Regions from separate parts of the Homo sapiens genome. Here region 2 is linked to region 1. The links are chromatin loops, found by intact Hi-C in ENCODE. Cell type or tissue: GM12878. All regions are shown on one strand.

Evidence for each region. Peaks named below come from ENCODE experiments on the same cell type or tissue, not always from the same donor. Only the 100,000 strongest peaks of a DNase experiment are listed, where the experiment ranks them.
Region 2: it touches region 1 in a loop (2.1-fold over the local background); 5 of 110 quality-filtered maps call a loop at or near these places.

Annotation. Positions count from the first base shown.
Region 1 is chr5:173,678,397-173,683,396 of GRCh38, reverse strand. No RefSeq gene overlaps it. Among named protein-coding and RNA genes, the nearest start is that of LINC01942, 8.6 kb to the left of the region's middle. RefSeq lists an enhancer at 2,402-2,611. In GM12878, no CTCF peak of the experiment used is centred here; DNase peaks (open chromatin) are centred at 2,506 and 2,896; H3K27ac peaks cover 2,248 bases.
Region 2 is chr5:173,923,274-173,928,273 of GRCh38, reverse strand. All of the region lies in intron 2 of CPEB4 (cytoplasmic polyadenylation element binding protein 4), which reads right to left. Among named protein-coding and RNA genes, the nearest start is that of CPEB4, 37 kb to the right of the region's middle. In GM12878, a CTCF peak has its summit at 2,600; a DNase peak (open chromatin) is centred at 4,838; H3K27ac peaks cover 260 bases.

The DNA.
Region 1 (5,000 bases):
AAGAAAGGCCCATGTCCCTTGCTAGAACAAAATGATTTAATCCACCAAAATTTCTTTCAGGGAATGCACTTGAGGAGTTAGAACAAATATTTGGGGAGCAAGTGGGTAGGGCTATGGATGGCGAGGGCTGCTACTATACAACCTAAGAATACACTGTCTCCTGAAGTTATGCAACTCGTGGGTACTGGGAGACCCCGATGGCATACATTGATAACAAGTGTGGCTCCTATGTTGCCTTCTGGCAAGGTCAGCCCTGTTTCCTAGAGGGCCCAGTTTTGGAGAAGCCCCAGTAATTTACTTAAATAAAAACCCACCTGGGCACAGTGGCTCATGCCTGTAATCCCAGCACTTTGGGAGGCTGAGGTGGGCAGATCGCCTGAGGTCAGGAGTTTGAGACCAGCCTGGCCAACATGGCGAAACTCCATCTCTACTAAAAATACAAAAATTAGCTGGTCGTGGTGGTGCATGCCTGCAGTCTCAGTAACTCGGGAGGTACTGGGAGACCAATTATTGTACTGATCATTATCAGTACAATATCAAATCAGTATCCGTACCTTGTAGGGAGCAGTATTTCTTTGCACAACTCAAGGGAAGAAGGGCAGATAGAAGAACACTACTTGGTGGTTGCATGAGATTCTTTAAGATTTTGATGTGAACTGTAGGATCAGACCCCACCCTGTGATCACAGAGATCTTCTGAAAAATCTACAGGTCTACAGGAATGCATCTTTTTTTGTTTTTGTTTGTTTGTTTTTTGGTTTGTTTTTTGGTGAGTAGCAACAAGGAGGCTGAGTTCCAAGTCCAGACCGAACCTGCATCAGGGAGGAGGGACATCTGGTTTACATCAGTGATGACTCTTTTTCATTCATTTATTGAGCACCTACTGTATACAGGCAGTGATGGAGGAACAGGGAGCATACCTATTCTAAATAGATAAGTCCACATTGTTGTGTGTGATAAAATACACATAACTTAAAAGTTACCATCTTAACTACTTTTAAGTGTACAGTTCAGTGGCATTAAATACATTCATATTGTTGTGCAGCCATCCCCGTTGTTCATCTCCAGAACTTTCTCATCTTGCAAAACTGAAACTCTACCCATTAAACAAAAACTCCCCCTTGCTCTCCACCCTCGCAACCACCATTCTGTTTCCTGTCTCCTTGAATTTGACTGCTCTAGGAACCTCATTTAAGTGGAATCATACAATCTTTGTCCTTTTGTGTCTGGCTGATTTCACTTAACATAATGTCCTCAAGGTTCATCCATGTTGGAGGAACACAGATCTGAACATGGATCTGAACATGGATGATCAGAATTTCCTTGCTTTTAAAGGCTGAATAAAATTCCCTTGAATGGATAGACCCCATTTCATTTATCCATTCATCTGTCTATGGATACTTGGTTTGTTTCTACCTGTTGGTTGTTGTGAATAATGCTGCCGTGATCATGGATGTATACAGATTATCTCTTCAAGACCCTGCTTTCAATTCTTTTGTCTATAAACTCGAAGTGCAATTGCTGAATCACATGGTAATTCTGTTTAAATTGTTGAAGAATGGCAAGATTATTTTCCACAGTGGCTGTACCATTTTACATTCCCACCAATAGTGCACGTGGGTTCCAATCTCTCCACATCCTTTTTATATTTATTTATGTATTCATTTATTTATTTATTATTTTTGAGACAGAGTTTCGCTCTGTCACCCAGGCTGGAGTGCAGTGGCATGATCTCAGCTCACTGCAAGCTCCACCTCCCAGGTTCACACCATGCTCCTGCCTCAGCCTCCTGAGTAGCTGGGACTACAGGCACCCGCCACCACGCCTGGCTAATTTTCTTTTTTTTTTTTTTTTTTTTTTTTTTTTTGTATTTTTAGTAGAGACAGGGTTTCACCATGTTAGCCAGGATGGTCTCCATCTCCTGACCTCGTGATCTGCCCGTCTCAGCCTCCCAAAATGCTGGGATTACAGACATGAGCCACCACGCCTGGCTCTCCACATCCTTTTTAATGCTTTTTAAACAATAGTAGCCATCCTAATGGACAGAGTTTTGATTTGCCTTGCTCTAATGATTAATGATGTTAAGCATCTTTTCCTGTGCTTATTGGCCATTTGTGTATCTTTTCTGGAGAATTGTCTATTCAAGGCCTTTGCCCATTTGTAATTGGGTTGTTTGAGGGTTTTTGTTGTTGTTGAGTTGACAAGTTTGAATTTTTGAGTCCTTGTAAGACCTACTTAATTTTTCTGGCCTTTGACTACCAAGATCCTAAGACAAGCCCCATTGACAAAATAAATAATCGATGACAATGACTTCCACACGTCACAAAATGCGTAGTATTTCTAAATCTTCCAGACTTATCATGCTTAGACCCTGTTCGGAACAACTTTCCGCTTCTGAGAAGAAACTGGGAATATCTAAGGCCCAAGCATACGGCTTATATTCCTCTCATCTAAACAGTTCTCATCTGGGTAGCTTTCATTTAGCCTTCATTTTGCAGAGGGTGGAAATACCCTTCACCCAGTTCCAAAACTGCAGCTGCTGATGTGTGAAAAAACCCCCAGAGTCACATGTCCCACAGGCAGCTGCCCTTTGACTTGAGTGTTTCTATGCAGAAACACTTTTCCTTGAAAACAAGGGAGATTGCATGATAAGTATTGAGAAAAATTTCTCTCTCCTGGTACCCCAAAGCAAAATTGAATTGGTGCAGGATTTAGGTTGTTTATTCTTAAGAATATGTTTTTTCTCACTCTAATACTTGCAAATTGGAGTCTACAGGGCAGTTATACAATAGTATACCTAAATGTGTGGTTTTTTAGCTCCAAGACATTGGTATGGTCCTTTGCACAAGGCCTGCACACTGTCTTCTGACCTGTATGCACAGCATATTGTAGAATGCATGTTGTGTTGTGTACTGTGCATTGCATTAAACAGCTGATCATCAGGGCCACAGTGTGCCAGTCATGTTGCTAAGCATTTCACATGTATTGTAAATAGTAACCAGGAAGAATCAAGAGCAGGAATCCCAACTCTGACCACTACTAGCCTTGAGATACTACCAAGCTACTGAAGTCTCAGTTTCTTTATCTGAAAAATGAAAATAATATTGAGAGGTGAAGCCAGCTGGACTTCTGGGTTGGGTGGGGACTTGAAGAACTTTTCTGTCTTACAAGAGGTTTGTAAAATGTGCCAATCAGTGCTCTGTAAAAACGCACCAATCAGGGCTCTGTGGCTAGCTAGAGGTTTGTAAAATGAGCCAATCAGCACTCTGTAAAAATGCACCAATCGGCGCTCTGTGGCTAGCTAGAGGTTTGTAAAATGGGCCAATCAGCACACTGTAAGATGGACCAATCAGTGCTCTGTAAAATGGACCAATCAGCACTCTGTAAAATGGACCAATCAGCAGGACATGGGCGGGGACAAATAAGAGAATAAATGCTGGCCACCGCAGCAGTGGCAACCCGTTGGGGTCCCTTTCCACTCTGTGAAAACTTTGTTCTTTCACTCTTCATAGTAAATTTGCTGCTGCTCACTCTTTCGGTCTTCACCACTCTTAAGAGCTGTAACACTCACCACGAGGGTCCGCGGCTTCATTCTTGTAAGTCAGTGAGACCATGAACCCACTGGAAGGAACAAACTTTGGACACAATATTATCATGTTTCATCTATTCTAAGATGCGTAATTTTTCACATTTTAGCAGATCTGGAACCACAGCATGTCACACAATCAACAGTTTTAGATTTAATAAAAAATAGTATAAACTGTTCAAGATGTTGTTATGAAAATTAAAGGAGATCCCACGTATAAAATGCGGAGCACTGGCTCTGAGGCATGGTAGTCCTGAAATGCGTATTAGCAGATACAACTTAATCTGTGTCTTCCCACTCCAGACACCCCCATAGCCGTCGAATGGACATCTCAACCTGCCCCAAGCAGGACCCTGATTTCTGTGCCCCACTCCTACCCTTGCCCAGTTTTTTCCTTCCTCGTGTACAGCTCTACCTTACACCAGCTGCTCCAGGCCAAATATCTAGGAGTCCTCTCTGAGTCCTCTTTCCTCGTTCTGAGATAAAATTCATCCCAAACCCTGTCAGCACCGTCTTCAAAATCTATCCAGAACCTGACCGTTTCTCACCACCCCCTCGACTGCCAGAGTCACCATCACCTGTTACCTTTTCATGACATCAGTCTCTTCACTCAGCTCCTGTGAATGCCGCTTCCCTCCTGGCTGTGCCCCTCCCTTCTCAGATACTCCATCCACACAGCAGGCAGAAGGATTCTTTAAAACCCAAGTCCCTCACCTCCTCAGAGCCCTCTCATAGCCTCTATCCCACTGACAACACCATCCTCGTCTCCCCACCTGCAGAGTGCTGCATGACCTGGTGTCATGAATTGAATTGTGTCCCACCAAAGTCATATGTTGAGGCCTTACTCCCAAGATGACTGTATTTGGAGATGGGGTCTTTAAGTAGATAATTAAGGTTAAGTGAGGTCATGAGGTGGGTCCCTAATCTGATGGGATTGGTGTTCTTTTAAGAAGAGGTGGCTGGACGTGGTGACTCACACCTGTAATTCCAGCACTTTGGGAGGCCAAGGCAGGAGGATCACTTGAGGCCTGGATTTCAAGACCAGCCTGGGAAAGATAGCAAGACCTGGTCTTTACAAAAAAAAAAAAATTAAATTATAAATTAAAAAGAAGAAGAAATAGCAAAGCACTCTCCTCCTGCTTATACAGAGGAAAAGCCGTATGGGAACACAGCTAGAAGGTGGCTGTCTGTAAGCTGAGGAGAGAGACCTCACCAGAAACCAACCCCACCAGCACCTTGATCTTGGATTTCAAGTCTGCAGAGCTGTGAGAAAACAAGTATCTGTTGTTAAAGCCATGCAGTCTGCAGTAGTCTGTTATGGCAGCCTGTACTGACCAATACATGGCCCCTCCTGACCTCACCTGCCCTTCCCAAGACTCTTTTCCTCTGGCAACGTGTTCCTCTGAACACACACT
Region 2 (5,000 bases), 240 kb before region 1:
TAGGGTTCACTCTTGGTATTCATTCTGTGGGTTTGGACAAATGTATAATGACATGTATCCACCCATTATGGTATCATACAAAGTAGTTTCACTGCCATAAAAATCCTCTGTGCTCCCCCTATTCATCCCTCTTCGCCAGCCCCCAACCCCTGACCTTTTTATTGTCTCACAGACTTGCCTTTTCCAGACTATCATACAGTTGGAATCATAAAGTATGCAGCCTTCCAGATTGCCATCTTTCACTTAGTCATATGCATTTAAGGTTCCTCCATATCTTTTCATGGTTTGATTGCTCATTTCTTTTTAGTGCTTAATAATAGTCCATTGTTTGGATGGATCACAGTTTACTAATCTATATTCACCTACTGAAGGGTATCTTGGTTTTTCCAAGTTTTGACAATTATGAATAAAGCCGTCATAAACATCTATGTGCACGCAGGCTTTTGCGTAGGCATAAGTTTTCTCAAGGATTTTTTCAAATCTATCTTTTTTTTTTTTAGATGGAGTCTCACTCTGTCACCCAGGCTGGAGTGCAGTAGTGCGATCTCAGCTTACTGCAACCTCTGCTTCCTGGGTTCAAGCGATTCTTCTGCCTCAGCCTCCCGAGTAGCTGGGACTACAGGCGAGCACCACCACACACAGATAATTTTTGTATTTTTAGTAGAGTCAGGGTTTCACCATACCCGGCTAGGCTGGTCTTCAACTCCTGACCTCGTGATCCTCCTGCCTCGGCCTCCCGAAGTGCTGGGATTACAGGCTTGAGCCACTGCGCCTGGCTGGAAACATCTTTTTAATGAACTCACCAAATTTTATTTGTAGCTACAAAGCAACAACTAACTTTCTTACCTAATCATTTCAGCTTCTGGCTAACCTTCTTACCTCTTTTACATTAAAGCCCCCTTCGGAATTAGAGCTTTTAATACCTAGGCATCTTGAGTGTCCTGTTTGGGTACCAGGTGAGCATTTGATGAGTTCATTCCACTGAACTCAAAACACCAGTATTTCATAAGTAAAGTATAATAAAATAAAAATTGAGATGTCTGAATATTAATATAACCCAGTACCTGCCTGCTGTTTTGTCTGGTTGGGTTTTTGAGAACTCATCTTTTTTATTTTATTTTTTCAGACAGAGTCTCGCTCTGTCTCCCAGGCTGGAGTGCAATGGCACGATCTTGGCTCACTGCAACCTCCGCCTCCCAGGTTCAAGTGATTCTCCCACCTCAGCCTCCCGAGTAGCTGGGATTACTGGCACCCGCCATCATGCGCGGGTAATTTTTTTTGTATTTTTGTAGAGACAGAGTTTCACCATGTTGGCCAGGCTGATCTCGAACTCCTGACCTCAGGTGATGCCTCCACCTCAGCCTCCCACAGTGCTGGGATTACAGGCATGAGCCACGGTGCCCAGCCAAGAACTCATCTATCTTTAATCATTATCCAGGTTTGGGCACATTCAGAATTTAATTTCTAAAGGGAGAAGGAAGGCATTAGGATTTCAGCATGTGAACCTATTTGATGAGCAAAATTCAATCTTTGAAGGCTCTTGGTATTGATTTTGTTATAAATATAAAAAATACTGCCTGGTCAGCAGCCCTAATCTTAAGGAACATTATGACAGGAAAAGCAGTAGTCTCTGGAGGCCAGCTGCAGAATTTGGAACCAGAAGCCTGGCATACATCATGCCGAAGGCATAGGCTATATTTGGTGACATGACTCAACCTAGCCAAATATAGGCAACAGATACAGTGTGACTCTGGGGATCTACACTACCAAATCCTACAACCTAGAAAAGATCCATACGTCAACTAGGCAATTCTATGCTAAGCATTTGCCAGTTGGAAGAACCAATATTTACCAACAGACTGACTTAGAATAGGTGGGGGCAGGAGGTGCTAAAAAGAACAGTATGTACTATCATATCCTTTTAAGACACTAACTAAAGTAACCAAGTCAAAAAATAAAAGGAGAAAAGACCAGAGGAAATCCTCCTTTACATTAGCAGTATATATAAGTATTACTTTCATTAATTAGGTAAAATAAGTTATTTTCTAAAGAATAATCCAGATATTACTACTACTGATAATTCAACAGGAAATAATAAAAATAAATGCTGCCATTTCAAACACACAAACACCAAAAAGTATCAAATGTATCTGCAGCACAATTAGATTTCACGCTATCTATAAGCTTTTCTTTTTCACAGTCATGCCAACAATGTTGACAACATGGTGCAGGCCAAGGAATGATAATAGGGAATAACTCTAAAGTGACAAGTAGCATAAAATTTTTAAGGATCAACTTTTGATTGATTCACCCTATAAAAATGTGGATACTCCAAAGAAAAGCAGGGTGTTTGCAGAGGAGTCTTCAGTGAGCACCATTAAAAATTTCTAATGCACACAAATATATACATACACATACATTTGCAGTTGTTGATTGCCTAACTAGAAGTGCTGCTCCTACCTCTGCTCCTGCTAATTTTGTTTAGCTCACATCTAAGTAAATCAAAACTATACCGTCATAAGTAATATTTTAAAGGAGGTAGTCCTCCTACCCCTGCACATCTTCTGTTTTTACAAACTCCACTTGAGACTTGCAGCAAGATGGCGCTGTGGGGACCTGGACATCGGACAGCAAAGCTCAAGAAATGTGTAATAAATCCACTGGTTTTGAATGCCAACTTTATATACTTACACAAATGCAGAAGACATAGCAATATGAACAAAACAGCATTCAATATGTTCTATAATTTAATGGTATAAATTTAATTTTTAATAATTTAGTGTATTGACACAAAAATAACTCCCCAAATCAAAATCAGTAAGCTTATTCTACCCCCTTATCTATCTGTGCTACAACCAACTTCCAACAAAGACATTCCCATGCAAAATCACAAAGAAGGAACTGGCTGAGACAGATATCAGCTGAAGAGTCTTGTCCCCTCCCAAAGAGCCACTTAAAATTCACTAAACACACAGAGTTTAGGCTAAACAAAACCCTTCTCTGCTACAAATTTGGCTTTCAGCTCAAAAGCCAGTACTTACAAAAATCTTTGAATTAATGGCTTTCCTAACTCTCCACACTGCCATTTCCCTTCCCACATCAGGCACTCCAGCCATTCAGAACTGCTGGCCCATAACTTCAACTTCTGGGTAACTCCCTCTACCTAGAAGGCCCTCCTCTCTCTCTCTGCCCCTCAATGTCTTACCACTCAAGCCTCCACACTTTTGTCCCAGCAGTTCCCCTGCTAGGCCTCACATCTTATGAGAAGCCTTCCCTGCCCCACATCATCCTTGCTTTGATTCAGATAACCCTCTGTACTCCTTCCAGTATTCTTTACACTTATTACACCATATTTACATTACTTGTTTTAATCTCTTGCTGTAGGGCAATGAGATCTTTATGGATTTTGGGTGTGCTACCCCAGAGCCTGGAGCAGAGAAAGGTGCTCAATAAACAACTGTGGAAAATGAATGAAGCAAAGTCAGCAGTTGATGATCTCTCTGCCATGGAAGATGCAGTGTAATGGGTAGAGTCAAGCCGGTATCATCTTGTGACCTAAGTCAAATTATTTAGCTTTGCTGAACCTCAGGAAAACAGAGATAATTCCATTGACTTCACAGAGCTGTTGTGAGACAGTCTTGAGATAATGTTTGCAGAATGCCAAAAAAAATCCCTCAATATGCAGTAGGTACTTAACAAAATTAATTCCTTTCCCTTCCCCAGTAATAAGCCGAAGATAACCAACAATTTTCCACTTGTAAGAGAAAGGACAAGTAGGATTTATTTTGGCCAAAAAGTTCCAAACTGGAACCTTGGAAAAGGGAGGGGCAAATCTGGGGGATATTTCAGCTTCAGAAAAATGAGAATTTGCTAGTGTCCTTGGTTAAAAACAGGGATATAAGTCTTCTCAGGAAGAGAGAAAAGAACAAAACCTAACCCCTTACTTTCATCAAAGCCAAACTGGCAAAGATACATAATAATTTTAATGAAAACTTCAAAAATTCAACCTAAAATTTTTCTTTTCAATAAAACCAGAGAGGATCTTCATTTTGAACCAAAACCCCAAATTTAATGTTTCAATTGTAATATGATGATTGAAAAACAGATTGTAGTAGTGGCAAAAGAAAATAACACTTATCTGTAAGATGGGAGAGGTCAATGGAATATGTTTCTACAGATGGAGGAAGGTTTCATAGAAGGGAAGGACTGCTTTGACTACAACTCGGGGCAGGTGCGAAGCTGCAAGATCTAAAAGCATCTAAGAATTTCAGGCAGAAGGGAATGTCCAGAGAGAAACTAGTAAGAAGCTGACCCAATTAAGGAATTCAAAAGATTTCCTACTGCCAGTAAAGCTAACAACAAACCAGCAAGCAGGAAGGCTATTTTTATCCTTGCCAGAAGCCTTCTGACTCTAGATGCTACATTTAGAGGACAGAGCAACAAGATAACTTGCCTTAAGAGGATGTTATGATACCAGAGATTAATGGCAATTTTTTAAGCTCTAAAAAACTCGGCAAAACTAGGTGTAGTTTTTGTCCAAGCTAAGCCAGCCAAAGTCAGTTGGAAAAAAAAAGGTGAAAAAAATATAATGGAAAGAAAAGTGGAAAAACAGACCAAGTAGTAGAAAAAATTAAAGCAATCCAGAAAAAAAGCCAAGGCAGTAAATTAAAATTCTCCTACCTTGCAAAAAGTTTGCTTAAAAGAAGCATGTGTTACAAGAGACATATATTAAAAGAACCAATGAATAAAGAACTGGCCCCAAGGTGAAAATAATTTTGACAAATGGCTCTCTGTGCTGACATGAACATAAAAAAACACCAAGATAAACTTATGAAATCTCTAGGGACCACAAGCTAAGTCAGTGTAAATGATTGAGAACTTTAGAGATAAGAGAGAGAAGCCACAAGAGATCTAATTAGACTTTTCTCTGACTACAGAAACTAAAGAGAATTAAGACTGAGTTTCTTATTTATAACCATTATTTTATAAAATAGAATGCT